Linked DNA regions of Mus musculus: region 1 is linked to region 2. A link is a loop called in an ENCODE intact Hi-C map of the cell type or tissue named here. Cell type or tissue: gastrocnemius. All regions are shown on one strand. Each heading gives the region's core, and the rest is flanking DNA. Links, peaks and the distances in the headings are about the cores only.

Region 1 (15,670 bases), core at 7,215-9,714, 66 kb before region 2:
CTCTGGAAGAGCAGTCAGTGCTCTTAACCACTGAGCCATCTTTCGAGCCCTTATTCACTTCTTTTTGTATTTATTTGTGAATGTGTAATATATGTATGAGAAAAAGAATGTGGAAGCCACAGGGCCAATACAGATGTCTTTCCTTAGGTGCAATTTACTATATATATATATAGTAAACATATATATAGTAAACATATATATATATATGTTTTCCTGAAGGCTGAAGAGATGGCTCAGCGGTTAAGAGCTGACTGCTCTTCCAAAGGTCCTGAGTTCAAATCCCAGCAACCACATGGTGGCTCATAACCATCTGTAATGAGATCTGCCGCCCTCTTCTGGAGTCTCTGAAGACAGCTACAGTGTACATACATAAAATAAATAGATAAAATCTAAAAAGAAAGAAAAAAAAGGTTTTTTGAGATAGGGTCTCGGTATATAACCCCAGTTAGCCCCAAGCTCAGAGTACCATCTGTCTTCCGAGGGCTAGGATTGAAGGCATATATATACCTCACGCCTGCCTCCAGCTCATTTTCTTTGAGATATGGACCTTATCTTTTCTGTTTTGTGTTTTGAGACAAGTTCTCACTGTGTAACACTGCCTGTTTTGGAGCTCACTCTGCAGACAAGGCTGGCCTCGAACTCACAGAGATCCGCCCGTCTCTGGCTCCCAAGTACTTGGGATTAAAGGCTACTCTGCCTGGCTTAGACACTGTCTCTTAATGGGACTTGGAGCTGGCAGACTAGGTCTTTGGCTGGCTGTCCAGTGAGTGAATTGCAGGCATCCCCCTGCTTCTGCCTTCTCAGAACTGGGACTAGCAATGATGCCATCACAAGAGCTTTTTATATGTGACCAGGAATTGAGCTGAGCTGCTCATGTTTACCATGAGGGCCCGCATGACCGACCCGTCTCTCGGTCCCACTATTTGTTTTAGTAAAAAAAAAAAAAAAAAAAAAATTCAATCATGTGTTTCTAGATTTTAAAATCTTTTTGGGTGAGGCGTGGTGTCATAGGCCTTTGATCTGAGCACTCGGGAGACAGAGGCTAGTGGATCTCTTCAAGGCCAGCCAGGGCTACACAATGAGCTCCAGGCTAGTTCTAGGGCTATGAGATACCCTGTCCCAAAAACCAAAACAGACTGGCCCAACGCCAACACCTACACCCACACACACTTTGGAACGTCTCGGTGTTGGACCACGGGGCACACGCACACCCCGCAAATGCTCTACCATTGATCTAGCCCAGCACACTCTATACTGTTATTATTACACAAGGACCTGGGTAGCCCAGGGTGGCCTCTACCTTGTTATCATCCTTCTGCCTCAGTCCCCCAAGTGCTGGGATTACAGGTGGGTACCACTGTGCCAGGCTATGAGAAGGATACTTTTTATCTCCTTGCAACTGCCTGGGCTGGATCAATGGAGCAGGGAAGGGGATGTGGGGAACCTTGGAGCCAGTCACTTACACCATGATGGTAGCTCCCCAACCAACAGCTTTGGAGGCGGATATCAGCCCTTCCGTCCACCGAGAGTTCTTGGCGTAAAATTCTTTAGGGGATGCAGTACCCTATAGAAGTAAAAATATAACACTTTGGTTAGATTTTATTTTACTTTATTTCAAGACAAGATATCACTGTGCAGCCCCGGCTGTCCTGGAACGCACTCTGTAGACCAGACTGGCCTTAAATTCAGAGACACACCTGCCTCTGCCTCCTAAGAGCTGGGATTAAAGACGTGAGCCATCACTGCTCTGTCTTACTTGAATTTTTAAACGGATTTCTCATGAGTGTTTTGTCTGCATATACACGTGCCACGTGTGTACAGAGGTAGGAGGAGGAAGTCACATCCTGTGGATCTGGAGTTCCAAATGACTGGGAGCAACCACCCCGGTGCTAGGATTAAACCCTGGTCCTCTGCGACAGAACAGCGCTCTCCTAACCGATGGGCCATCTCTCCAGTCTGCAGTGTTTGTTTTCAGAGAGGATTTATTACATAGCTTAAACTATCCTCCAATTCTTCATCTTCCTGCCTCAGCCTCCCCAAGTGTAGCAACATACCCAGATTTTAAAATTACACTTATTGAGGGGTTCCTGCAGGTGTCAGAGAGGGAAGTGGGGCACTTGAATAGATGAGAATGAAAACCCAGTGCAGATTGACCTCATCAGCCTGGATCAGCCTGCAGGGAGCCTAAGCCAGGCGCTTCACTCAGCATACTGAGAACAGTATAATCCGGGGGGGGGGGGGAAGGTTTCCAGGCAACAACCATGCCAGTCAGTCCGATTGGGGCATAATAAAGCTTAAGGTGTGACTGCATAGAAACTCTTTTTACAAAGTGCACGTGACCCTGAGGGCGGGTTCCACAGCCAAGAGGCCTAGAATCTAGTGTGGTCTCTGACAGCACAGAGGTCAGCAGGCCATAAAGTCCATGTGACATCTCCCCTCAGGATGGGTAATGGAAGAGTTATCCAGGGATAACCATTCTGGAAAATTTGGGCAAGGTCTGCCTCTAGATAACAGAAAGGTGGAATGTAAGTGAAATACAGTATTGATTTTATCTTCTCCATTGAGGAGACAGCCCTCAATGATTAACATTTCTGGTTCTCTACGTGCTTCTCTGTGAGCACAAGGACCCCTGTGCCCCCAAAATGTATTTATATATTTTGTGAGTGTATATGTGCTGGTGAGTGTGTGGTGCACGGATGAAGGTCAGAGGATGGCTGGGAAGGAACTGGCTCTATCTTTCCACCATGTATGACCTGGAGATTGAACTCAGTTTGTCAGCCATAGCGGCAGACACCTTTACCTGCTGAGCCATCTCCCTGGCCCAATACCCAGCCATTAACAGCTAATTTTATAGAATGCCTACCAAGGGCTAAGTGACTTTTTTTCTCACCTCAATTATAAGAAACGAAAATGCAAATAGGCAAAAGGCTATGGGGGTAATGAATTAAAGTAAGTCCCCATCTTTTAAAAAAAGATTCATTTTTGGGAGAGGGGATGGGAGTGGGCAGGGATGGGCAACAACTAGAATGTAAATAAATAAAATAATTTAAAAAAATTCATTTTAAACTTTTAATTGTGTATGTTTGTGTAAGAAAACCAGGTACCTGGTGAGACAGCTCCTGGAGCTGGAGCTATGGTAGTTGTAAACCACCTGCTGTTTCTGCTGGAGGTGGAGTGGGAGTGGGAAGAGTGGGGGACGGAAAACTAAACTCAGTCCCTCCGAAGACCAGTGCTCTTGACCACTGAGCCATTTTTCCAGCCCATAAAGTTCTTGTTTTGAGACAGGGTCTGTATGTATAGTCCAGGCAGGCCTTGAACTCACAGAGATCTGCTTGCCTCTGCCTCCCAACGCTGGGGATAAACCATGCATGGTTTTATGCAGAGTCTGGGATGCAATTCATGGTTTCATAGATGCTAGGCAGGGACTCTACCAACTGAGCTACATCCTCAACTCATGAAGGGAGTTTTGAGGAAAGGACCAGCACGTATCCCTCGCTGAGGTCAAACTTGAGATCCTCCTGCCTTGGCGTTACGAGCACTTGGATTAAAGGGTTAAGTATCTGCAGGTCTGGGAATCTTTAGGGACCAGGCTCACATGTCTGAGGGGTGACAGTACCAGGTTTATTCCTGCAGTCTGCCCAGTTTCCCAAAGTCCTCAGTTGTTCCCGGAAGACCCAGACTCGCAATGTCAGAGGGGTTTCCAGCAGTTCTGTGTGGCCTCCGGGAGCTGGGCTAGTACTAGCCAGGGACCCTCAACTCCCCACAGTGTCTGTGAATTTCCTTAGAATGTCAGATCCACCCGTGATGGAGGACAGTTGGGGCCCTGCCAAGCAGATGCCAGCACATGTGGAGGGAGAAAGGGCTGACACCACAGCCACACTCACCCTGCCACTCTCCACTATCTCCTTCTGGAGGTCCTTGGAGGCCACAACGAGCACCTTGATGGCCTGCATCAGGCTGGTACAGGAACCCAGGATCCTAGTGAGAAGAAATGGTTGGTGACGCGGATACTAAGAAGAAAGAGGTTGACTGGCTTTCTCATTCCTAAACCAGGAAGACCTTGATGGGAGGGCGGGGCAGGGAAGGTATTGGGATGGCTGGAAGATGCAGATACCCTCCCTGGAGGAGGCTGGTGAGTGACACGTCCCTGCAGGCCTTGCTTTTAAGCACCTTGCTTACCTCCTGCAACCTCAAGGCTCGCACTGACCTCTCATTCACCTCCAGCTTGACTCCCGTGTCTCCTGCTCGGGACTTACTGAGAATTTCCTGTTAAAAAGAAGCATGGCTGGTTTCCTTTCTTTGTGTGTATTACTGGGACTTGAGCTCGGGCTTCTTAATGTGCTAGGTGTGTGCTCTGATAAGCCATGACCTCAGCTCCTCTATCACTGAGCTACATCCCCATCCCAACAAGCATGGTCCCTGAATGGACCATGAACCTGATCCACTACAACTGCCTTGGTACATACAGTCTGGATCCAACAAGCTGTGGTGGCAAAGAAAGCAGGATCTAGATATTTTCACCTCTAGCCTTGTGAGTCAGAATAACTCCAGACCTTTCATCTATCAGGATGGTAGACAGTTGGAGCCGACTGTTCTAGCCAGTGAACGTCTGCATCTTGGTATATAAAACACACACCAGATAGAGGCGGTTGCTACCAAGTTCATGAGCCAGGTGCTCAGTAGCGAGCGAGCCTTCCACCAAGAGAGCCATATGAGACCTTTCCAATGGGTTTCATTCCGCTTCTACTGAGAAACTCTTTAAGACCTATCAGGCTTCCCCTAGTAGTTATGACAGTGATGGATAGCTTTAACTGTCAACTCAACAACCTAGATTCACTCAGCAAATGAGTCTCATTGAGAGACTGTCTACACTGGGTTGGAGAGCGGGCACATCTGTGGGCGGAATGCGGGAAGACCCAGCCCACTGTGGGCAGCACCATTCCCTATGCAATGAGTCCTGATCTGTATGAACTGTGTAAGAGTAGAGAAATCAAGCTGAGCACAAATGAGCAAGCAAGCGAATGTGCATGCATTGTTGTTCTCTGCTCTCAGCTGTAGATGGGATGTGAAAGCTGCTTCAAGCCCTGGCCACAGTGACTTCGGTGAAGTATCCTGAACCTATAAGCAAAAATAAACCCTTCTCTCCTAAGTTTCTGTCAAGAAGTTTTTCTCAGAGCAACAGAAATGAAACTGAACCAGTGGCCGTCCTAACCAGGTGAATGTAACTCACATTCATGTAATTATCAGCTGGCCTGGAAATTGCACGCCAGGTGGCCTGACACCAAAACACTCTACCTCGGAGGAACCTGCTCATCTTTCTTAGTAAGAACCTTGGCTTTTTACCCCCTCTTTGATTTTGTGTTCTCAAACTCAGAAATCCACCTGCCTCTGCCTCTGCCTCTGCCTCTCAAGTGCTGGATTAAAGGTGTGCGCCACTACAACTATCTCCCTCTCTCTCCCTCCCTCTCTTTCTCTCTCCCCCCCCTCTCTCTCTCTTCCTTTACCTCCTGCCTTCGCCTCCCAAGGGCTAAGGTCAGAGATGTGCACCATCACACCGGACAGTTCTGGCTTTGACAGGGAAACCAAGACATTCCTGAGGCATAGGACTGCTCTAGGGAAGCCACAGGAGTGTGACTGTGGGAAAACCTACAGAATTCTCGTACCTCTATCCGGGTGGTGGCAGCTTCAATGGCAGCTGAAGTGGCTGCCATCTCCTTGTCCACCAGGTCACCCAGCTCTTCCTGCTTGATGTCCAGGCCCCTGGGCAGCAGCTCCTGTGAGCAGCAGCACAGAGGTTAAAGGACGCTTGGTCCTTCTCTTTGCTTTTCCTAGGCCCCATCATTGGAACCCTCCGGAAAGCATCGGAGGCGGGGCCTGTCACAGGAACCACCTGGCACTTCTTGGCACATTCTCAGAACCGTGATGAGAAGGAACTAAAGCGAAGCCATTTTGAATAAAACTTCCGTTTTTTTATTAGGGGTCAAACTCTACCTGAATTGCATGTTGAGGTGGTCTTTTGCTATGCTAAATCCTGGTTGCTCACAGAGACCTCACTCAGACCCAGGTGATGCTACAGCCCTTGACCCCTAAGTTATCTCATTGGTGAATAAAGATGCCGACAGCCAATACTGGGCAGAAGAGACATAGGTGGGGATTTTGGGTTCCTGGGCTTGGGGTTGGAGGAGACCCACAAGGAGGAAGAAAAAGTCAAGAGAGGAGAAGGTGCCATGGGGTAAGAATCTAAAAATAATGGCCATGTGGTTTGGCTAATTGGAGTTAAAAGCAGCCCAGATGAAACATAGCAAATTATATAATGGGATTACTGGTTGGGAATTAGACATAATAGCATGGAGGATAGATATCTTCCCAGCTCTTGAGGTGATTAGGCTTATTATAATTATAAAGGTTGTGTGTCTTTCATCTGGGAACTAAATGGTCAAAGGCGGGGTAGAAACCCTGGATTGGGATTAAATATTTTCTACAACAATTGCACGCAATCCTCGAGGTCTCAAGGAGGGGCGAGAGAAAGGCTGATCCACCTGCGTGGCCGTGGGGAAGCCTCTGCAACGAGGTGGCTGTGAGCTCACCCACACTCCTGCCTGTAACCCCTCACCCTACTCTGTGAGGACAATAAACTCATTGGTTCCCCTGGATGATCTTCAGTGGGACAGAACTTTGGTTGTCACTGGAATCTTAGAGGGAGGGGGCAAACATTGTTTCTGTCTCCCTAGGGTGGGAATTCTCACAAGCTGGTGTGCATGTCTGTTTTTGGTGTTATCTGCCAGGCCAGCACATACTTAGAGACGGGTAACTATTTATTCCATTTTCGGGCAATGACGTAGCACACACAGTGCCTTTGCCAGGCCAGTGAATCAAACATGGCTAGAAAGTCCTCCTGAGGTCGGTCTTGCCTTGAGTGTCGGCACAGGCCTGCAATCTAGGCATAGGAGAGGCCGAGGTGGTGGTTTTGTATGACCCTTTCTTGAAACACAACAAGGATGTCACCTGCTCTCAGGCCTAACTCTTTCTAGAATCAGGTTAGATACACAGAAAGGACCGTGGGAGCATAGCGGATTCCCTGGCAATGCAGTAGCATTCGTACTTGAAATAAGAATCATTTCCTGGGAGCTGCAGAGCTGGCTCAGCAGTAAGAGGGCTTGCCACACAGTCATCACTTCAGAAGTTAGGATCCCAGCACCGGCCATAAAGAGCCTCCCTACCATCAGGCACATGCCTGAGTGGGGCAGAGAGAGTGGGTCTGTTGGGGTGGCTGGCTTTCAGTTTAGCAGGAAAACTCGAGAGTCTGAGAGTCTGGTTCAGGGAGAGACCGAACATCAAAAGAACAGAGAGTATGACAGAGGACACTGGATGTCCTCATCTGGCATGCATGTGCACATGCACTCACACATGCGCGCGCACGCGCACACACACACACACTCACTTTCTGGGTAGACATGATGAAGGATGCTTGTAACCCTAGTATGTGGGAAGTGGATGCAGGAGGATCGGCCATCCAAGCCTATCCTTGGCTACATGGCAAGTTGGAGGCTAGCCTGGTCTATAAGAGACCATCTCAAAAACAAAACAAAAAAACCCCAGAAAACCCAAGAGGGCAGGGGATGTGGTTCAGGAGACTGCTTGTTTAACATGGGTTCCATCCCCACATAGAGCAGGTAGAGTGGTCTAGGCCTGAAACCCCAGCACCTGGAAGATGGCGGGAAGGAGAAAGAAGTTCAGGGTTCATTCTTAGCCTCAAAGAGAATTCGAGGCCAGCCTGGGCTACAGGAGACCCTGTGTCAGACAAACCACAGGACAGAAAGCAAATCCCATTCCTAACAATACCTCGCCAAGGGTCTTGACCCTGCTGAGGCAGTTCCTAAGGGCTGTGACGTCAGCATTCTCCATAGTTCCCTCTTCCTCCAGGGAGGACAGATAGGCCAGGGTTTCTCTGCCATACTGCCTACAGGCCTCCGTCAGCGCTGAAGACAGGAGAGACAGATGTTTAAACACTGCCTGTGTTCCTTGCTCTCAGGGGCATCCCCTCTACTATGGTACTCACAGTCGGCTGGCTCCGGTGGGGCCCGGAGGCTGGTGGCACTCCCCTGGATGATAGTGTCACCGGTCAAGTGGGCAAGCAGGGTGATCGAGTGCAGAAGCTCACTAATATCTGCAGGGCACAGGAAGGAAAATGTCAGGCCTAGTGGTGGATGCCGCTTTTTTCCCTGTATATTCTGTTTATTTTATTTTTTTATTTTTTACTTAATATATGTCTGTGAAAGAATATCTGAATGCAGATACCCCTGGAGGCCAGCAGAGGGCGTCAGATCCACTTAACTGAAGTTTCAGGCAGCTGTAAACAGCCCAAGGTGTGAAATGGGTCCTGGGACTTGAACCCAGGTCCTCTTTACTATCGAGTGCTTTTAACCACTAGGCCATATCTCCAGCTTCCTAGGGAGATATTTGAACCTGGCCTGATTGCCCCTGGTGACAGAGGCCATGTCCTCCGTTCCTCTTACCTTCTGGGCAGGCCAGATACTGGCTGCCGTTCTTTTCCAGTTGCTCGAGGCAGCTGGAAACGGAGCTGACTTTGGAGAGAAGGTGATCTGAGGAAGACAGGGTGACGTCAGAACAAGGGGTCTCACAATTCGTTCTCCATGAGCAGCTGGGTGGGCTGGCTGACCTACTCAGAGTCCCTGCCTCACACGCTTTTCCTTAAGACGGGACGCAGGGAGAGAAGGAGGGAGGGAGGGCGAGATGGAGGGAAGGCAGGAGGGCTGTGCTTGCTGGTTCTGATGGGATGTACACTATCTATTTGTTTTTCTTTCTTTCTTTCGACACAGGGACTCATGCAACCCAGGCTGGCTTTCAACTGAACTTCTGATTTTCTTGCCTCCTCCTCTGAAGTGGTGGGATAACAGGCATGTACCATTATACGCAGTGTACATGGTACTAGGGCTAGAACCCAGGGCTTCGTACACACTATATAACACTCTATCAACTGAGCCATGTCCCCGCCCTGTTTCTCACTTCATTATCATCTCAGGGTCCTGCTCTTTTTAGGGGCATAGCACACTGTAAGTTCTGACTCACGTTTCTCTTACAAGGTCATGATATTACTATTGTCGTCGTTGTTCTTATTGAGACAGGGTCTCACTATACAGCTCTGTCTGTCCTGGAACTCACAAAATCTGGTAGGCTACGGCCATGTGGGAGGCGGAGCCTACTGAGAGGAAACAGGTCTCAGGGGGAAGATCTTGGGAATCTGTTCTCTCTGCCTATTTCCTGTCTTGCTCTTCACCCTCTCCACTCCAGACGCCACCAGGTAGAGCTGTTCTGAGGACTGGAACCTTCTGTAACTGTGAGCCACAGTGACCCTTAAGTCACAATTACTTGGCCACAGAACTTGCAATGTCACCGACCTAGAGAGTAGGCTTACCCCACCCCACGGGCTCCAGCATGTAGCTGGACTGAGGGGATTCAACACCAATTGGAAGTACAGGGCCCAGCAGGTGGGCAGTCGGAAGGAAGATTACCTGTGGATCCTGCACAGCTGATGAGGGTGGGTTCCTCAAGCTGGCTCAGCGCCTCCTGTATCTCACGCTCCGCAGCCTTCCTGATCCCTGCCAAGAGGGTTTTCCTCTGGTCCTTCACCTGCTGGCACATGGATTCCTAGGAAAATACCCAAGCAGGTGAGAGTCGGCCAGGCACACGGCAATGAACCCTAAGCAGTATATACCTGGGACCACATGGGCTCCTGGCCTCTCACTGTGTCACTAAGGAGATCCATCCATGGTCAGCTCCATGCAGAAAATAATACCTGACCTTGGCCCACTGACCCACTGACCCACTGACCCACTTCCACAACCAGGTGTCCTCTTGATTAAGATAAGCCCAGATTGGGGCTGGAGAGATGGCTCAGAGGTTAAGAGCACTGACTGCTCTTCCAAAGGTCCTGAGTTCAAATCCCAGCAACCACATGGTGGCTCACAACCATCTGTAATGGGATCCGACACCCTCTTCTGGTGTGTCTTAAGATAGCTACAGTGTACTCATACATAAAAGAAATAAATCTTTGAAAAAAAAAAGGGGGATTTGTGTGACATGCAAATTAATTAATTAAAAAAAGATAAGCCTAGATGATTAAAGCACACCTGTGTCTGTGCCTTCGAGAGCATTTCTAGAGATAATTAGAACCCAACATGGGTCCTCTGACAGAGCCGCAGCACTGAGCCGTCTCTCCAGGCCCTAGTTTATTTTATTATTTTATTAGGCAGGGACTCATGTATCTCAGGCGGGCTCTAAACTCAGTGTTGGAGGGCTGAGGATAACTGGAACTCCTGATTCTCCTTGTCTCAATTTCCTGACTTGGGGCATCACAGGTGTGTGCGGGCAGACTCAGCTGATGTGGTCTGGAGCTGCACTCAGGGCCTCATGCATGCTGGACAAGCGCTCTGCCCACCGAGGTATATCCCTAGCCCACATAATTTTCTTCCTATACAAAATAGAGGTAATTGGCTTTAGAAACTGTGTCCACAGGAGACCTTGGCAACCAGGCCAAATGGCTTTTAACCCTTCACAGCACATCTCTGGCCTCCATGGTGTCCCCAGTGGCTATATGTCACTTGCCTGGGCCCCAGCCAGCTTGATCTGGGTGCTTTCCAGCTGGTCTCGGAGGGCTGATAACTCTTCCTCTCTCTGAGCTGCAACAGTCGCCAAGCTGCCTTGTTCCTTCTCCAACTCGGCGATCTGTGTCAGCCATTTCGCTTCTGACTGCAGAGGTCACCCATGTGGGAATAGGGAGAAACTAAGGAAATTCAACAGTCCCCTCTCTGGGACTCCAGACCCACTTCCTGGCACCTGGCCGGAGGTAGTGATATGTGTCTCCATCCTTATCATTGCTTCTAGGAATATGTGTGGATTACAGCTGGGGCCAGAGAGCTCAAGGCAGGAGCTGAGGCCCCAGAGGGAGCGGGGCAGGGAGGGCTCACCTGGGCAGAGGTTTCCAGGTTGCTGTGGAGGACCTGCAGCTCCTGTCTGCTGGTGGCCAGTTCATGCTTCAGGTTCTCTAGAACATCCTGTTGCTCTTGAGTCTGAAGCAGAAGCGAAACAGAAGCAGTGTGAGCCAGGGACTCACGAGAAAGGAGGCAGATAGGGATGCATTTCCCACGCTATTGACGTCCCACGCTATTGACGTCTCACGCTATTGACGTCCCACGCTATTGACGTCCCACGCTATTGACGTCCCACGCTATTGACGTCCCACGCTATTGACGTCCCACGCTATTGACGTCCCACGCTATTGACGTCCCACGCTATTGACGTCCCACGCTATTGACCGAGACTGTAGATCCACTAGGTCTGAGTTCTAAGTGTGTGGGTAGCAGGCAGCCTGGAGGAAGTCGATGACCCAGGCCTCACCAACAGCTTTGCCTTTCTTTCCCAATATTAATTTTTGAAGATTAGTTTACTAGGTGTTATTAAGAATTCAGGACTAACACATACTAATTACTACCAATAACTGATTATCAATACAGAAATAATAAAGCTTATCAATATAAATATTAATTAGAATCAGTAATTTTAATATGTCAAGATTATATCAATTATATAGTTATCTATATTATGATTAATAACAATATTAAATCACAGTTGATATTAATGTCAATAATATTAATTACTAGTAACAATAAAACAAATAATAATTGATTTTATATATACTGTTGTTGTTGAGATAGGGTTTCTCTGGGTAGCCCTTGCTGTCCTAAAACTCTGTAGATTAGGCTGGCCTCAATTCAGAGATTTGCCTGCCTCTGTCTGGGATTAAAGGCGTGTACCACTACAGCCTGGCCCTCTATTCCTTTGCTTGGCCCCCTGTCCTTGAGACAGGGTTTCAAGTAGCCCAGGCTGGCCTGAACTTCTGTTTCTCTTGCCTCTACCTCCCAAGTGGTGAGAGCATAGACTTGCACTACTACGCCTGGTTCATGTGGTAACAGGGATGGAGCTCGCAGGCCTCCTAGGTGAGCCTACAACATAAGAACTCTACCAACTGAGCGAAATCTGCTCTTCCGCGTAGCTCCCAAGGCCTCCTGAAAATTACCCATGGAACATATGATGAAGCCCTCTGGGCCAAGTCGGCCTCCAAGCCTGTTTACAGGTGTTCGGAGATGACTGAAGCTCAAGGGTCTTGGGGCTGAGCGGGAGGATCTGATCGCCCAGACCCGCACGGCACCAGAAAAGAATCTAAACCTAAACCCACTTCAACATGCATGATGTTGCAGGCACGCACGCACGCAAGCACGCACGCACGCACGCACGCACGTATGTACGTACCCCTCCCTTCTACATCCCCAAGTGTCTCTCTGGCTTACCTTCCGCTGGGCCTGGTCACTTACCCGTGCAAAGGAATCTGCTAGCTCTTTTTTCTCTCTTTCCAAATCCACCTGGGCTTGCCGGGCCACGGACACCTGTTTGGTCACCTCTGCGTTCTAAAAGAGGAGTAGAGAGTTTTTAACCAGACATTACTCAGGCTCAAAGCCCATCGTCCTTCTAGCAGCAATGATCTATCATCAGACTGTGAGTAACAAGGAGGCAGACAGGAGAAGTTTTCCCTACCCAGAAGGAAGCCAGAACCAGCCATGGCATTCAGAGGGATGTTAGACTTAAAGGTGATTACAAAAATACAGAGTGGGTAAGGGTAGAGTTGTCTGGTGTAGTGTTTTTCCAGGCTGGCTTGGAATTCACTATGTAGCCCAAGCTTGCCTCAGACTCACAGCAATCCTTCTGCCTCTGCTTTCTACGTTTGAGGATTTCAGGTGTGAGGATAGTACGCCTACTCTCTACTTTCTGAGATAGAATCTGACTATTTAGCCCTGCCTGGCCTCCATCGTTGGGTTTAAAGTCATGTGGCACTACTCGTGGCTATTTTTTTTTTTTTTTTTTTTTGAGATAGGATTTTGCCTCCACCTTCTGATAGGATTATAGGCATGTCCCACTATGCCCAGCTCAAATGAAGGGTAATCCTAAGTGTGGCTGGCACACAGACAGAACTCAAGAAGTCTTAAAAAGCTGGGGTTAGGACTCAAGATAGGGCTCAGACACACCAGAAGAGGGCATCAGGTCCCATTACAGATGGGTGTGAGCCACCATGTGGTTGCTGGGAATTGAACTCAGGACCTCTGGAAGAGCTGTCAGTGCTCTTAACCATTGAGCCATCTCTTGAAAGAAAGAAAAGAGAAAGAAAGAAAGAAAGAAAGAAAGCAAGCAAGGTGGGGTCAAGAATTAGGAGTGTGGGGCTGGAAGGATGGCTTGGTGCTGCTCTTTCAAAGTATGTAGTTTGGGTTCCCCACACCCATGCTAGACTCACAATTTGCCTATAACTTCAGCTTCACAGGTCTGATGCCATCTACTGGCCTCCTCAAGCAACTGCACACACATGCGCATACACAAGCATTCGGACATACAGAGGAAGAATACATACATACTGTGCAGCTTGGAGACCCCCCCCCCAAGCCCCGCCCAGGCTTGAGCTGTTTCTCCTGTAATGTGGAGCATATGGGAGGATTAGAAGGGGCCACAATGCCTACCTTCCGCAGCAGGTCAGCATGGTTCTGCACCAGTTCACTGTACTTCTCTTTTAACTTGCTATACCTCTGTTCATTAGCCTGGGCCTTTCCTGCAATGGAAAGATCAGGGTGAGGCCTCTGCCCTGGCTGGGATGCCCCTCATCCTCCCTCTAGGAAACTGGGGGCACTAAAGGTAATCTTTATCTTTTTTTTTTTTTTAAAGATATGGTCTCAAGTAGCTCAGGCTATGTAGCCAGCATGACCTTGAACCTCTGATCCTGTGGGCTGGAACTACAGACGTATACCACCACACTCTGCTAGAATTTATCTATTAACTTTCATTAATAGTCATTAATAGGGGTTTACTGGAAACAAGGTCTTGCTATGTAACCCAAGCTAGCATTATGGTCATCTCCCGCCTTAGCTTCCCGAGTTCTGAAGTTACATGTAAACACCACTGAAGCGGACATAAAAGGTTGTCTTCTTTAAGTAAACTTTCCCCTGATTCAAATCCACCTGCAGACAGATGCCTACAAACACAGTATCCATATCAGCAGGGCTTTAAGCTTCATGTGTCCCCGCCCCGCCCCCTTAGGCTTTGTCCAGCTTCCTCTCCTAGGAAGGTCCCTCTCCCAGGATAGGGACTCAAGCCATCAATGTGTCCTTGGCTCAGCAGTGCCACCAAACCTGTTCCTACCTCTGAAGACAAGAGTCAGTACCCCAGCTTTGCTTCCACAAAGGGGTGATCTGCCTTGCTCCCGCCCACATCCCCAGCCCCAGCCCTCACTTTCTATCTCAGTCAGGCTGCGCTGTGCCTTCTCCGTGTCCTCTCGCTGCCTCTTCAGTTCATCCAGCTCAGTGCGCAGGAACTCGCAGTCATCCATAGCCTGCCGGCCCAAGTGCTGCTGCTCTGCTAGCTCTGCCTCCAGCTCACTCACTCGACCCTTCAGCTGCAGCATGGCCCGCTGGCTCTGTCAGGGGAAGCCGTGGTGAGAAGCTCACTACTGCCAGGCTGCCCCATGAGGGGTACCAGGCAGGACAGGAAATGACTTATCACGTGACTGGCACTGATGTGGTTGATCTCTAAATCAATTTCCCAACCCATAGACTCAACCAACTACAGAGAGAAAACTTTTTGTTACTGTTGTTCTGTCGCTCTGGGTAGGGAGGGAGCCTAGGGTCTTGCTCAAGTGGCCAGTGGCTATACTGCTGAGCCATGTCCCCAGCCCCTCACTGGGGGACTCTAGGCAGGGGCTCTACCACTGAGCCACGCCCCCAGCCCCTCCCTGGGGGATTCTAGGGAGGGGCTCTACCACTGAGCCACGCCCCCAGCCCCCTCACTGGGGGATTCTAGGCAGGTGCTCTACCGCTGAGCCACGCCCCCAGCCCCTCCCTGGGGGATTCTAGGCAGGGGCTCTACCACTGAGCCACGCCCCCAGCCCCTCCCTGGGGAATTCTAGGCAGGTGTTCTCCTGCTCAGACACCCCTCCCAGACTCCCAGCCGTTTACTGTGATTCTAGGCAAGTCGGCCACCAATGAGCCATACCTCCTGTCCCTTCCTGGGACATTTTAGCTCAGCTCTCTACAACTAAGCCACACCTCTCGCCCATAGTTGATGAATTCTTGGCAGGCACCTTATAACCGAAGCCTATCCTCCCTCTCTTACCAAGGGATTCTAGACAGGCGCTCTGTCATGTGCTCGCAGCCCTTCTGACAGATTTAGGCAAGTGATCTATTATTGAGTTATAGCTCCAGCTCCTAAATCAATTTTCTCAAGAACTTATGAGAAAAAGTTCTGATGGCCAAGCCATAGTCATGCCTCATGGGGACACTGGTACCCAGCTTAACTGCCATCCTAAAGTTACATGTTATGATAACAAATTCTAATTGAGACCTAGAGATGAGCAAATTTATTGACTTTTGAATATCTATTTTGTTGTTGGTAGTGGTTTTGGATTTTTTGAGACAGGGTTTCTCTGTGTAGCTCTGGCTGTCCTGGCACTTCCTTTGTAGACCAGGCTGTCCTCAAACTCACAGTGATCCACCTGCCTTTGCCTTCTGGTGCTGGGATTAAAGGCATGCGCCACCAGACCCAGCAAGGCATGTCT
Region 2 (15,670 bases), core at 6,747-9,246:
ATAGGTTAGACAGATGATCAAGAACCAACTCCTGCAAATTGTCCTCCAACTGCCACACACGATCCATGTATATGTATATGTATGCATACATGCATAAATGGGAATTTATTTTTTAAGAATTTAAAGGCAGAAGTCCCTGACCCTGTCAGGTTGGATAGAACTTGAATGAAAGCAGGTGGGGGCTCAGGGCCATCTGGAATAGCAGCCACAGGACCCTCATCTAAAGCTCACACAGGTGACTCTTGTGTGTGGCTATGACAGCTGTAGGAAAGGAGCAGCCAACCAAGTTTCCCACCAAGCCACTTCTTCAGCTAGAGAGGACAACTCACAGGAGTCGGCTCTCTCCTTCCACCACGTGGGTCCCAGGGACCAATCTCAGGCTGTCAGGCTTTGCAACAAGTCTCTCTACCCACTTCATCAGTCCTAAGTCTTCCACCACCACCACCACCACCACCACCATTATTTGTGTGTGTGTGTGTGTGTGTGTCATGTAGAGTCCAGGGGACAACTTCATGGAGTTGGCTATGTGTGTGCTTATGTGCGTGTGTGTGCATGTGTGTCCCATGTAGAGGTCAGGGGACAACTTCATGGAGTTGGTTCTCTCCTTCCGCCTTCCCAGGGGTTGTGGGGATTGAACTCAGGTTGTCAGACTTGCACGGAGAGTGCTTCACCAGCTGAGCCATCTAATCAACCCTCTCTCCCCCTTCTTTTTGTGGGTGTGCGCACAGGCTCAAGTGAGCACATTTGTGGGGAGGGGGCAGATGTTCCTCAGGTGCCCTCCACATTGTTTGACGCAGGACTTTTCACTCAGCCTGGGACTTGCAAATGAAACTACCCTGGCTGACCGGTAGTCCAGCGGGATACACCTATCCACCTCCCCAGAGCTGGGAGTGCAAGTGTGGCTGCCACACCAGGGGCTGTTTCCACAGGGCTGGGGGATTAATCTGTGGTTCTCATACTTGCACCTTACAGACTGACTTTCCTCTCTAGCCCTCAAGAGGGCTATTTTTTTGGGCGCGGGGGGGGGGGTGTTCTAAGTTGTCTGCAATGCAAACACAGGGAATGGGGGCAGGGTCTAGCCTCTTGGCACTGTCCCACCATAGACAAGCTTTGTCTTCACAGAAAGACAAGGATTCAGGAGATACCTCACCCAGTCCTCACTCCCCACAGCGGGGGCAGGAGGAGGGTGTGTTGAAACTCAAGACTTTTGGAAAAGGGCCTCCTGGGGGGGGTGGGGGGGGGGAATCACACCTGTCACCCAGCTTTGATCCAGAATCTAGATACAGCGCTAAAGGTTATGTATGCAGGGACCAAAATGGGCTTGTCTTTTCTAGGGTGTGCTTGCACCCTAAAAAACGTACCCTCTATAGAAAATTAACCTCAACCCTTCTTCTCTGTAAGCTACAGGTTCCCAAGTCGCCTATAGTCACGCACAGATTTCAAATCTATTTCTTTCCCCGGGTCTCTCAAAAGCATAGCCCACCATTGAGGGGAACAGCAAAAATGGAGAAACCAGGTCTAAAGTCAGCCAGAGTGGTAGCGATCCCTCTGGGAAAACCTGCAGTGCCCTCCAGAGAGACTCCCTCCATCCATCTCGGATCTCCCAAAGGACATCCTGATTCCCGTTGAGATTCGCTCCTTGGTCTGGATCAATGAGCCACAATCTTGGCATCTCCTGCAGTATTTGGAGTGGGGGCGGGGCTGCTCTGGAGGCAGATCACAGACCCCTCCATTCTAAAGGGACCAAAATATTAGATACTTTAACGGGCCAAGAAAGGGGTCGCTGCTCCCTAAGCCCACCAAGTCTGAGGCTTACAAGTGACCAATCTAGGAACATGGCCCCTCTGAGAGCCCAAGCACTGGGCTCGGATGCGGGAAGGGGGTGTGGGGGGGTCCTCGTTCCCGCCCCCTCACTTTGGCCAAAACCAGGGTTTCTCCTCACTAGCCCTCCCAGGGACACCTGTACCTCTCAGCCCACAAACCTTCCAAGTAGAACCCCAGCACTGTGCTAGCAGAGGGCTCCGAAGGGATAGCAGAAGCCCCTTCCTGCAGCGCTGCCCTCCCTCCTCCGCCTCACAGGTTGACTAATTTAGGAAAGGGAGCCCGGCCCAGGGCAGCCCAGGCAGCTGGCGCGGCGGGAAACCGGGAGCCCCAGCGCCGCGGGCCAGCCGCCTCCAGATCCTTGGCCGGGTTCTCCCTTTCTCCCAGCGCTCTGCGGAGCGGGGCCAACAGGCAGGAAGAATCAACAATCCAGAAAACTTTCAATGGATCACGCTGCAGACTAGGGGGGAGGGGGAGAGATGGGATGCGAGCCGGGTGGGGGCGGGGAGATAGCGCTTCCAAAGCTCTCACTTACCATCTTGTTCACATCCATGACCGAAGCGATAGGGTGTCCGCCCCACACCCCGGGAGATACCGGGTACCCCCCAGTGAAGGCTGGCGGCGGCTACTGCAGCCCCGGGGGTGCCATGCTGCTTGCTGGCAACAGCGGGCGACGGGGACCCTGGTGGTGGCCGGCGGCACCGCGGCTGGACGGAGCACGGCGGGGGCGGGGCGGGGAGGGGAGGGGATCGAAGAGGAGAGGACGGGAGGGGAAGCGCGCCGGCGGGGGAGGCGCGGTTCCTCGGTGGAACTGGAGAATGTGCTGTTGAGGGGAGGGCCCGGGAAACCCGGAGATCCGCCGCAAGAGGTGAGGACACCCAGCGATGGATTCCGGGACCCTGAGGTCCCTGGAAGCTCAGAGAGGAGGGTGTGATTTGAATAACAAAAGGTCTCTTTCGGCAGCTGTCCAGGCGGATGGGACAGGATCACTGGAGAGCCAGGAGCTGGAGACCGCCAGGAAGTGTGTGTGTGTGTGTGTGTGTGTGTGTGTGTGTGTGTGTGCGTGCATGCATGCGCGCGCGTGTTTCCGTGGAGGGCTTGGTGGGACTCAGGAAGTGCGCGGGGGAGGTGGCAGAGGGGCGGGAGAGATGCCCCTTCAAACACCAGCATGCACATTCCAACGAGGGCAGGGGTCCACCCCCTTGTCCCTTCCCCACATGGCTTCCCCCCCCCCCCGCCCCCATGTGGACAATGAGGTAATTGAGAGGCTGTGGTTGGCCTCCTGAGGCTAATCCCCAGGGGCCTTCCAATACGAGGCTGGGGGCTCTAAACAGATGGGCGAATGGGAATGATGGTACCAGATATCCTTCCCCTCCAGCGTTCTAGGGACAGGCCCCTGCTCGCAAATGGCCAAAAGCTTGCCCTTTTCCGGAGAAGAGATAGAATGGACTGGCTTCTAAATTGGGTGTCTAGCCCCTCTCAGAACCTCTACGGTCAGAGCCCAATCCCGCTGCCCATCCTTTAGAGAATCCCTCGGCCGGCTCCCTGCTAGGCAAGGCACAGCTGGTGCCTAGAACAGCAGAGGCTCCTTTGGTGGAAGGTTTCCCAGGAGACAAAAGCTTGCCATCTTATCCCTCCCAAATCAGAAGCAGTGCGGTTTGGCGTGCAATTAAGACACCGGGGACCTGACAGTCCACTTAGGCCAACTCTTCAATTATACAGGAAGGAAACAGGGCCAGAGGAGAGTGAACTGACCCCCGATAGTGAACCTCAATGCGGACAGTGCCACACAAATCCCAAACGGCTTCCAGACCTGCCCCACGGTTGGAGCATACTGCTTTAAAAACCTTTGTTTTATGTGTATGGTGCGTAGAGAGGGAGGTAAGATGGAGGCCAGAGGGCCTTCAATCCCTCTCCAGCATTTCTTCTTTTTAGTCTCTGTAAACGTTAACACACGGTGTCATAAAACAAGTGTGGTGTTCAGAGGGCAATTTCAGGAGTCGGATCGGATCCCTCCTTCCATCATGTAGGGTCTTGGATAACAGACTGTCCTGGAAATTGATCTGTAGACCAGGCTGGCCTTGAACTCACGGAGACCAGGAGACCAGCCTGCCTCTGCCTCCCAAGGGCTTGGATTAAAGGCATGCACCACCACTGCCTGGCTTTGACTTTTTTTTTTTTTTTTTTTTTTTGAGACCGGGTCTCTTACTCATTTGGGAGTCTGGTAGGACAGAGAGTTCCAGGAATACATCTACCTTCGCTTCCCCAATATAAGGGTCACAGACACTGTGCTGAGCTCTTCCCAGAGGTTCTGGGATTCTGAATTCAAATGCTCTTGTTTCCATGGCAAGTCATCTCCCTGAACCACCACCAACTCCTTCAATGGCTTAATTACGTTATATATGTGTTTTGCCTGCATGCCATGTGCATGTTTGATGCACGTAGGGGTCAGAAGATGACACAGGATTCCCTTGAATTGGGGATGAACCACAGATGGTCATGAACCACAGTGTGGGTTCCGGGAACTGAACCCAGGTCCTCTGTAAGAACAGCCAGTACTCTTAGCCTTTGAGCCATCTCCCTAACCCTTGGTTGGTTTCTTTCTTTCTTTCTTTCTTTCTTTCTTCCTTCCTTTCTTTCTTTCTCTTTCTCTCTTCCTTTCTCTTTCTTTCTTTCTTTCTTCCTCTCTCTCCTTTCCTTCCTTCCTTCCATTCTTTCTTCCTTCCTTTCTTTTTCTTTTTTTTAGATGGTTACACTATGTAACCCTAGCTAGCCTGTAAATCTCTATAACCAGGTAAACTAGGTGGGTCTCAAACCCATAGAGATCTGCTTGCCTCTACCTCCTTAGTGCTGGGACTAAAGACCTCCAATAGCCCTGACAGGCTCTCCTGTTTGGAGCCAGGGCTGGCCTCAAGCATACTGTGTATCTGAGGACAAGCTCGACAAGACTTTCAAAGGAAGAAGGGATAGGGTCCACCCAATACCAAGAAGCAAACACTGGGTCTCTTTGTACCTACTGGAAGGAGCCTGCTGGGCAGGAGAGGATCTCCCCTCCTCTGGAATCAGAGTTCTTATCTATGAAGTTGGGACGGGTTTTCCCGAAAGCCTTCTGGTGGGTGGGGGCGAGCATGCAATCAGAGTGATCTAAAAGAGGAAGTTATGTAGGGAGCTAGGTGTGGTGGCTCCTGGCCAAAAGCCTAGCACCCGGGCACAAAGGCAGGAGAACCAGGGTTTCCAGAGTAGCCAAGGCTGCACAGCCAGGAGCTACCAAGCAAGACACTGCTCAAGGATGGAAGTTTGTGAACCATTAAGCCTGGATGGAAATGGTTGACAGATCAAGGATTCCCAACAGTTGCTTTTCTATTTGAGTGTGGGCTTTTGTTGTTTTCCAACAAGGTCTCATATGCTCTGTAGCAGTTCTGTTCTCCATCTTTTACAAATGCTGACTTGTGTTTGTCTGTTTCAAATAGACCGGGCTGGCCTCAAAGTCACCTTGATCCACCTGCCTCTGCCTCCAGAGTGCTGAGATCTAAGGTGTGTGATTTTGTGTCCAGTTATAAATTCCCCGAGTTTGGGTGATGCTTTTTAATTTTTATTTATTTTTGAGACAGGCACCACATTTCCCTGGCTGACCTAAAACTTGGCCTGGAACTGCCCCTTAAGTGATAGGATTAAACGTATGCACCACCACACCTAGCTGAGGTGTGTTCACTCTCCTCCCCCCCTCCCCAACTCTATATAGCCCAGGTTGGCCTTGAACTCACAGCAATCTCAATGCCCTGCCAAAGCCTGCAGATCGCTGGAAAGATAAGAGTCTGCATCAATACCTAGCTAAAAAGGCACTGGAGATTTGAACTTAAGTCTTCATGCTTGAGGAACAAACACTTAACCTACTACCAACACAAAGTTTAAACCTGGGACAAATGGCTGAGGTGCCTACTTAAGATATCAAAGGGCACACTGGCCACCAGGTTCTCCCTGCACCCCTAAGTCCTAACCCCTGGATGGCACCACCACCCGACCTGAACCCTCCAGCCAGGGGCTGTGCTGCCCTTGCTCCAGATGCCCTTCCCTTTAGAATCCAACCATTTGGTTACCTGCCCTCTTGGACTTCTCTCTTTGAGCCTCCTAGTTACTGAACCTGGCTCCCCTCCCCTCCTGTCCCTATCTTCCCCTCCCCTCCCCTCCCCTCCTCACATGGCTAAGGGGCATGACCAACTGGACTCTCCCAACTGATTTCTGTAAGGTGTCCCTGCCTCTGGCTATGCTCTCCCTTGTATCTACAATAAACTTTCTCCGCCACCACACCCAGAAGTCATGTCCTTTCCTTTCTATTTTTTTCCATTCAAAACTTTTGATTGTGACCTAGTAACATAAATTTCCAGGTTCTGGGCTCCAGAGCCATAAGAAGATGAGGGGGCAAGGTACTGCTTCTATTTTTATTACATTTACGAAAGAGAGAGGCTGTGCGTGTGTGCGTGTGTGTGTGTGTGTGTGTGTGTGTGTGTGTGTGTGTGTGTGTGTGTTTGCAAAAATCCATTCTTTCCACCATGTGGGATCCAGGAGATCTGAACTTAGGTCACTGGGTTTGGTGGCAAGCACCCTTACCCATTGAGCCCTGTCATTGGCCCCAGAATTCTGATGTTTTAACTACTGAGCCTGTGGTCAGCTTTGTTGTAGCGATTACTGGAAATGCACATGCTCAAAGGCCAGCAAGCACTGAAGCTTGCCTAAACTGCCCTTGGGCTGGGCTGCTTTCCAGTTACCTCACCCTGAAGCTGTGACAAAAGAGGACCAGCTAGCCAGGGGCAAGAATGTACCTTGCTCCATTTACAGGGGCGAGGCCTGTGCAGAAGTGTCTCAGAAAACAGCCTCTGGGGGCTGCTGAGCACCTAAAGGCACTTACCTAAAGAACTAAGTTCGATCCCTGGGACCCACATGATAAAAGGAGTCAACTGATTACTGGAAGCTGCCCTCTGACCTCCACACAAGGACAGTGGCATATGTGGGACATGTGTGGGCCCCACCAATAAATGAATAAGCACATAAATAAGTAAATAAATAAATGGAGTAAAAATTGTAAAACAAACACACCCTCTCAACTGATCTACATATTTGCCTGTAGTCTCTTCCTCTCTCATCATTCTTTTTTTTTTTTTTTTAAAGATTTATTTATTATTATAATTAAGTACACTGTAGCTGTCTTCAGGCACACCAGAAGAGAGTGTCAGATCTCATTACGGATGGTTGTGAGCCACCATGTGGTTGCTGGGATTTGAACTCAGGACCTTCGGAAGAGCAGTCAGTGCTCTTAACCGCTGAGCCATCTCTCCAGCCCCCTCTCTCTCATCATTCTTACAGTAATTTAATTATAATTTCTCATCGGCCAACCTCAAATAAAAAACAGATCCCCTTTTTTTTTTTTTAATCAAGACCTTTAATGCTTTGGCCTCCCCTCCCACCTTTGTAGTCTACCTTCTCCCAGTCTCTCACCCCTCCCACTTTACCATACTTCTCATCTTTGGCAATTTAAGTGAGACCCTTACCTCAAAGTAAAAACCAAAAAAACCTAAACAAACAAACAAAATATAAAGAGGGCTGGGGGCATGACTCAGCAGTAGAGCCCTGCCTAGAATCCTCCAGTAAGGGGCTGGGGGCGTGGCTCAGCGGTAGAGCCCCTGCCTAGAATCCCCCAGGGAGGGCCTGGGGGCGTGGCTCAGTGGTGGAGCACCTGCCTAGAATCCTCCAGTGAGGGGCTGGGGGCGTGGCTCAGTGACAGTGCTTTCCTAGCAGGTGTGAAAGCCTCAGTACCACACATAAAAGAAAGTTTTATGGAAAAGGGAGAAAGCTGCCATTCTTTGACAAGTATATAGACCAGTGGATGTGTCCTGGTGGAGGCTGACACCTACTGGTGACCAGATTTGTGCAGCCTGGCCCTACACATTCCACACCACAGGCCTTGGGGGCCAGGCCAGGGTAGGGCGTTGATACAGAGCATTGCGTTGTAAAGGTGATCAATTTCAGTAATTCCCAGTGATAAGCTTAGTAATCAAACAATGCTTGTCAAAGGGCTTGTAGCCTTAGTTGTTACGCTATTGTTTTTAAAAATAAAGTCTCTCTCTACAGGGCTGCAGTGTTTACAAAATACCTTTTGGTCTATTGTCTCGTTCAATCCTACGCGCATCCGGGAGGCTGGGGCAGAAGGCATTGTTATGACTACGGAGATACATGCTGATATAAGGAGCAGTGACCATGGAACCTGGGGATAAGCAGGGATAGGCCAGAGGTCCCTGGATTTGTTTTGTTTTGTTTTTTGTATTTTTTTCAACTGTTTATTTGTGGTTGTGAGCCTCCTCCGTGTGGGTGTTGAGAATCAAACCCAGGTCCTCTGGAAGAGCAGGCAGTACTCTTAACCACAGAGCCACCATCTCTCTAGCTCCTGACCTGCCTCAAGGGTGCTGGGGACCCAGGTGTGCACTGCCACACCCACCTTAAGTTTCTTCAACTTTGTATACTATGCTTTAATATCTGCAGTGAAGAGATGGGACTAGGTTGTGGCTCAGTGGGTAGCATCCTTACCTAGCACGCATGAAGCTCTGAGCTCCATTCCAGTGTCACATCAACCCACCATGGCAGAACACAGCCCTCAGGAGGCAGAGGCAGGGGGATTAGACATTCAAGCTCATCTTTGGCTACCTTAGCGAGTTGAAGTCTAGCCTGGACTACAGGAGACACATTTCAAAACATCCAACGTGGGTTGGAGAGATGGCCCATCAGATAAAGGCTCGTGCCTGGAGAGGCTTTGGCAAGCTGAGTTCGAACCCTGGAGCCCATGTGAAGGCAAAATGGAGAGAACAGACTCCACATCGTTGTCCTCTGACCTTCATGTGTGTGCCACGGCAGATATGTGCACACACAAGAATAATTAAATAAATAGAAACATTAGGAAAGATGGAAGAGAAGGTGATATGAAGGAAGGGGTAACAGAAGAGCAGAGAGACAGCTCAGCGGTTAAGGGCATTCACCGCTGCTGTGTCAGAGGGCCAGGGTTTGGAGTGTGTAGCATCTACAACAGATGGCTCACAAATACCACTAACTCCAGCTCCGGGGAATTTGCGCCTCCTTCTGGCCTCTGTGAACACCTGCGCACTCTGCACACACATGCACAGCACAGACACACACAAATAAAATCATACAATAAGTCTTTGTTGTTTGTTGAAACAAGATTTCTCTGTGTCGCCCTGGGCTGTCCCCCTTCAAACTCAGAGATAAGCCCGTCTCTCCTTCCTGGGTGCTGGAACTACAGGTGCCTGCCACCACACCCGGCTATAACATGTCTTTTTTTTTTTTCTTCCGAGACGGAGTTTCTCTGTGTAGCCCTGGCTGTCCTAGCTGTAGACCGGGCTAGTCTGGAACTCAGAAATCCACCTGCCTCTGCCTCCCAAGTGCTGGGATTAAAGGCGTGCACCACCACTGCTCAGCAACATAAAAGAGCTGAACCTGATGGCATACAGATCTCTGTAAGTTTGAGGCCAGCCTAGTCTACAAAGTGGGTTCTAAGACAGCCAGAGCTACACAGAGAAACCCTGTCTAAAAAAAATAGAAAGAAAAGCAAAAAAGAAGAAAAAGGAAAAGGAAAGGAAAGGAAAGAGGGGCTGGTGAGATGGCTCAGTGGGTAAGAGCACCCGACTGCTCTTCCAAAGGTCCAGAGTTCAAATCCCAGCAACCACATGGTGGCTCACAACCATCCGTAACGAGATCTGACTCCCTGGTGTGTCTGAAGACAGCTACAGTGTACTTACATATAATGAATAAATAAATCTTAAAAAAAAAGGAAAGGAAAGAAAGAGAGAGAGAAAGAATAAGAAAAAGAACCCTATGGATTGGCTAAGCATCTCTCCGGTGTGTCTATCAGGTGCCTCCAGAGACAGATCTGGAGGGCTTTGACCTAATCAGAGGATTAATTATTTAATGTATTCACAATATGCCATTATAGAAGGTGGTCAAAGGTAGGGTGGGGCCCAGCTGGAGGAAAATCACTGAGTATGACTTTTTTTTTTTTTTTGAAACAGCATTTCATGTCCCTTAGGCTATGTACCTGATCCCTTTACCTCCACCTCCTGCGTGCTGCTGGCATTACAGGCTCCTCCAACTGTGCCCAGTTTGTGTAGTGCCAAGGACGGAACTCAGCCTTGTGTATACCAGGCAAGTACTCCACTGACTTACATCCCCAACCCCTTTCTTTCTCTTTTACTTTTTGTTTCTTTCTTTTTTCATTCTTATTTGTTTGTTTGTTTTTTGAGATAGGGTTTCTCTGTGTAGCCCTAGCTGTCCTGGATCTAAGCTCTGTAGACTCATAGAGATCTACCAGTCTGAGTGCTGGGATTAAAGGCATTCCCCAAAAGCACCTGGCCCTGTGTTTTTTTCCTTTTTTATCGTCGGAGACCCCAGCCCATGAAATATCAGTGCCTACATTCAGGGTGGGTCTTCCCTCCCTAGTTAAATATCTCTGCAAACACCTCAGCACTTCTATTTATTATATGTTATTTATGTATTTATGTATTTATTTATTTAGAGACAGGGTCTCACTACGTAGCCCTGGCTGACCTGGAACTCAACATGTAGTCCAGGCTGGCTTCAAAGTCAGAGATAAGCTTGCCTCTGCCTCCCATGTGCTGGGGAATTAGAGGCGTGCACCACCACAGCTGGCAGGTTTTATTCATTTGTGTTGTTTTGTGTGTGTGTGTGTGTGTGTGTGTGTGTGTGTGTGTATGCAGTGTATATCAGAGAGAGAAAGGGAGAAGGGGAGAGACAATGTGGGGTCAAAGGCTGACCTGAAGAAGATAATTTTCTCCTTCAACAGCGTGTGTCCCAGGGGCTGAACTCAGGTTGTCAGTCTTGGTGTCTGACACCTTTACCAGCCCAGCCATTTTGCTGGCCCAAGACTCAAGAGTCTAAGTCTCAGCAAGTAGGCGATTGGTCAATACAGCAGGAAGAGGGTGGAGCTAAGCCGCTCTTGGGGCAGCTGGTGCCCTGGACTTCTGGGATTCGTACTCAGAATGACAAATTTAGCAATTAGAATGCCTATGGCTCTTCCCAGGCATGTCACCCTCTGTGTTCCTGAAAAAACAAACAGTAGTCAGTAGTTCTGGACAGAGTCCTGAGCTGACCCCACAGCAGGTGCTGGGCCTCAGGTCCCCTGGTGACCTGCCACAGCAATCATCTGAGGGAAGGACAGCCCCATATGTGTTGTGTTTGCCTAATGGACCAAACAGGAGAGCCAACTGCAAACTCCACAAATCTCCCTCAAGGGCATTAGCGTGGCAGCACCCAAGTACTGGCAAGGGCAGCTCACTAAAGGCCTAGTTCCAGGGCTGAGGATGTAACTTGACTGATAGAGCTCGTGCCCAGCATGCGTGAGGCTCTGGCTCCATCCCTGGCACCACACAAACAGGGCATCATGGCATCTGCCTATAACCCAGGCATTCACAATATGGAGGCAGGAAGATGAAGAATTAATTCAAAGTCACGACTTAGCTAGTGTGAGTTACAGATCGGCCTGGGCTACGTGAGACCCAGTATCCACAAACAGGGGATAAAGAGATGGCTCAGTCGGTCAAGTCCTTGCTACATAAATATGAAGACCTGCTTGATTCCTGGCACCCAGAGAGAAGGTCCACCAATATTGTTGCACGTGCTTGCAATCCAGGAGCTGAGCAGGGAGTACAGGAGGATCCTGGGGCTCAGGGAACCACCAGTCCCGCCTACCCAGGAAGCTCCGAGTCCAGAGAGACCTTGCCTCAGAAAAATACAAGGTGAAGGGCAGGAGACCATTCAGTGGGTAAAGTCACTTTCTGCCAAACCTGATTGCCTGAATTTGATCCCCAAGTCTCACGTGGTGAAGGAAGAGGACACCCCTATAAAAGTACTGGAGCATGGGGTTAGGATTGTATGCACATGTACACACACACACACACACACACACATACTCACACACACACACACACACACACACACACACTCACACACACACACACACACACACACACACACACACACACACACACACACACACACAGAGCCCTGGCTGTCCTGGAAATTGATATGTAGCCCAAACTGACCTCGAATTTATAGAGATGTTCCTGCCTTTGCCTCATGAGTGCCTGACATTGACCTCCACACACATGTGTGATAGCACAGACAGACAACAATTAAACAAAGAAGCCCAGTCACAGGTATCTGAGCCTGCGCTCAAACTAATGAGGTCTGTGTAGCTGTACTTTGCCATGGGATCAGGATGCTCTCTCACTGTGGCGTGCCAGGATGTGTCTGTGTGGCCCAATCTGCCGCATTCCCAGCCTGGACACTGAGCCACAGTGAAGATGGTGCCTCAATCAAACCCGCCATAAGTAGTAATTTCTGTTTCCCCCATATCCTCTGGTCAACTCAGACTAGCAAAGGCACCAATCACTTGCTGCTGACAGTTTGTTCTTTGGGAGCAAGGCCATCAGCAAAGACAGGTCTGCCCTGGGGCTCTCTCTGGGCACCAGCTGGGGATGTCAGAACTGTCCCCGGGGAAGGCTGAGAGCTTTGGCATCAATGAGTAATGAGAAGAGGATTGAAGCATCACTCGGACAGAGCCAGCAAAGGCTAAGTGTTCTTCAGCTATCACAGTGAAGATCAGTCTGGGGCAGTCAAGAGCCTAGGAGACACAGTCATTGACACACTGTGTCTGCAAGTATGGCCTCCTGGTCTGGCAAAGGACTGGCTGGTTCCTAGGAGGGACAGTTGAGGAGCTTCAAGTGTCTATCTTCTGGTCCCCACTAAAGTGTGTATAAACCCAGAGGACTCAGCCTTAATATTTTCTGTATGTTTGGGGAGGGTGTGGGGCACTGGGAGGGTGGGAAATGCTGTATGTTGCTCATGCATGGCCAGGGATTAACCTCGTGTGTCGTATGTCAAGCTTTCTGTCAACATGACAGAAGCCAGGTTGATTAGAGAGGAAGGAGCCTCAACTGAGGAATTCTAGCTATGGAGCATCTTCTTTTTTTGGCGGTGGGGGGGTGGGGGTTTGAGACAGGGTTTCTCTGTATAGCCCTGGTTATCCTGGAACTCACTTTGTAGACCAGGCTGGCCTCAAACTCAGAAATCTGCCTGCCTCTGCCTCCCGAGTGCTGGGATTAAAGGTGTGCGCCACCATACCGGGTGCGTGGAGCATCTTCTTAATTAGTGACCAATGCGGGAGGGCCCAGCCTAGTGTGGGTGGAAACATTCCACTGGGCCTGTGGTCCTGGGTTCTACAAGAAAGTAGGCTGAGCAAGCCAGTTAGCAGCACCCCTTCCCTCCACAGCCTCTGCATCAGCTCCTGCCTCCAGGTTCCTGCCCTGTGTGAGTTCCTGTCTGACTTCCTTTGATGATGAACAGTGATGTGAGAGTGTAAGCCAACTAAACTCTTTCCTCCCCAAGTTGTTTTGTTCATGGCGCTTCAACACAGCAATAGAAACCGTAAGACAACTGTTCACCTTTTCTTTGTTTTTGTTTTTGTTTGTTTTTGGTTTTGGTTTTTCGAGACAGGGTTTCTCTGTATAGCCCTGGCTGTCCTGGAACTCACTTTGTAGACCAGGCTGGCCTCGAACTCAGAAATCCGTCTGCCTCTGCCTACCGAGTGCTGGGATTAAAGGTGTGCGCCACCACGCCCGGCTCTTTTCTTTGTTTTATATAGCTATGCAGAGTCACCGTTTCACTATATATCCCTCAGTGGCCTGGAACGCACAGAGAGCTCTGCCTCCTGAATGCTGGAACTGAAGGTGTAAACTGCCATGCTAGACCCTGCCATAGTTTTTGGACCAGAGTCTCTTGCTGGCCTGAGCTTCACAACCAGCAAGCTCCAAGCATCCACTTTGTGTCTTGCCCCATGCTTGGATCGTAAAGCCTACGCCACTTGGCTTCCAGGCCTCAGTAAATCCAAAGGGCATAGGAAATGGCATTCTGGGTAACTCTGAATCCCAGACCTGACAAAAATGCTGGCCTCTACATTGCAGTCTAAGACACGGGTACTACCCTAGGGTTTCTGATGTCACCTATTTCTTGACAGACTCTACACCAGTATTGTAGAGCTACTCCAGAACATTGTGACATATAGTCAAAGAAGAAAGCTTTCTTTCTTGGATGTTCTGACATGTTCTCGTTCTCTCTCTCTCTCTCTCTCTCTCTCTCTCTCTCTCTCCAGTGCTAGAAATAAAAATCCAGCCCTATACTAGTGAATTCATGTCAAGGGAATCTACCACTGAGCCACGCCCCCAGCCCCTCCCTGGGGGATTCTAGGCAGGGGCTCTACCACTGAGCCACGCCCCCAGCCCCTCCCTGGGGGATTCTAGGCAGGGGCTCTACCACTGAGCCACGCCCCCAGCCCCTCACTGGGGGATTCTAGGCAGGGGCTCTAGCATTGAACCATGTCCCCAGAACTTAAAGCCTACACGAGGAACAACCCAACAATTAGACCTAACCTGGTCTTGGCCAAAGCCAGTGGGTCCAGGAGAGGAGGATATGTGGGACTTCCTTTCCCACTTCTCCTAGAATGGGAATTTCCAAGTTTCCCCCTGAAATTTTCCACCCACTAATCCCAGCCTGTGTGAAGAGCTCTAAACCCTTTGTCCCTAAGACATCTCTTTCCCACCTTTGTAATGCCAAACATAGGCAGCCAAGGCCTTTGGTGACAATTTCCAAATGGTCGAGCTATTGGGAAAGGCCCTTTCCATTCCCTGAAGAGTTCTGCAAGACAGACCTCACAGGGAAGAGCATAGGCCTGTTCTGAAGCTATTTAATACCATCAGGTTCTGTGATGCACAAACATTGGACTTTGAAAGTCTTCTTGTGTGGGATGTGGGTGGCCGGCAGTGGTGAGGGGACACATTAAATTCACAGAGACAGCTGGGAGCCAGCCAAGCATACCCCCTAGTCAGCAACCAGCCTGGAAATCTCGGCCAAGGCCCCAAGTGTACTGGCGTTCCTGGGTCCTGCCTGCTCATCAGCCTGGGTGGGGTCCTCCAGGCTGGCAGTAGTCCTGAGGCTCCTTGGTTGCTCAGCCCAGAGGCCATGAGCTGCATCCTCTAAGAGGCCACGAGTTTTTCCAGGCCTCTTCCCTATAAGGCTAAGTCCAGGATCACACCTCTCTCCAGCTATCTCATCTGTTTACAGTGTGTGAGTATTTAGTCCAGGCTGGCTTAGAACCGCCGATCCTCCTGTGTGCTAGGCTGTGTGCTAGGCTGTGTGCTAGGCTGATAGTGTGGACTGTAACAGCAGCCTCAGTTATGCATGAGGTAGAGGTGCGTGAGTACAAGTGTGGACCAAAAAGAGGACAGAGGTTCCAGCTCAGAGATGCCTGCGGTGAGAGCCCCAGCATCCTTGCCCTGGGGAGGTTAGCAGCCAGGGTAATTCCATATTATTACAGCTTTACAGGAAGCCAGCCCAGCCCAGCTGTCAAACAGCAGCAATTTACAGGCCCTGGGGGAGAGAGAATAGAAAGAAGACAAAGCCCCGTCCCTAAATTGATCCTAGGTTATTTTTAGCTTTGAGTTCAGCCCTTGGGCTTCTTTTTTTAAGAGTCTCAACATGGACTCTGTACAAAAACCACTTAGCAAGATGCAGCTGTTCACGCAGGTAGACACTGGCGGGAGTGCCCGAGAGCGAGCACAGGCTTGCAGGAAAAAGAAGAGAGGAGGAGGGGGTAGTGGTGCTTGGCTGTCATTCCAGAAGTCAAGAGGCTGAGGCAGGAGGATATCTGTGTTTAAACCCAGCCGAGGCTATACAGTGAGACCTTGTCTCAGATACGGAAATCTGGTGCGGTGGT

What was found. A loop is a pair of places that touch in the nucleus more often than their neighbours do. Peaks named below come from ENCODE experiments on the same cell type or tissue, not always from the same donor. Only the 100,000 strongest peaks of a DNase experiment are listed, where the experiment ranks them.
Region 1: it touches region 2 in a loop (3-fold over the local background); 11 of 42 quality-filtered maps call a loop at or near these places.

Annotation. Positions count from the first base shown.
Region 1 is chr5:135,420,658-135,436,327 of GRCm38, forward strand. It overlaps Hip1 (huntingtin interacting protein 1), which reads right to left. Exons shown (of 31, transcript NM_146001.2): 14 at 14,350-14,533; 15 at 13,584-13,672; 16 at 12,393-12,485; 17 at 10,989-11,090; 18 at 10,627-10,770; 19 at 9,534-9,669; 20 at 8,517-8,603; 21 at 8,060-8,167; 22 at 7,843-7,979; 23 at 5,664-5,774; 24 at 4,208-4,266; 25 at 3,885-3,978; 26 at 1,464-1,564. Among named protein-coding and RNA genes, the nearest start is that of Pom121, 34 kb to the left of the region's middle. In gastrocnemius, for the core only: a CTCF peak has its summit at 8,308 (motif pointing right); a DNase peak (open chromatin) is centred at 9,556.
Region 2 is chr5:135,486,725-135,502,394 of GRCm38, forward strand. All of the region lies in intron 1 of Hip1 (huntingtin interacting protein 1), which reads right to left. Among named protein-coding and RNA genes, the nearest start is that of Gm52790, 41 kb to the right of the region's middle. In gastrocnemius, for the core only: a CTCF peak has its summit at 7,729 (motif pointing left); a DNase peak (open chromatin) is centred at 7,697; H3K27ac peaks cover 981 bases.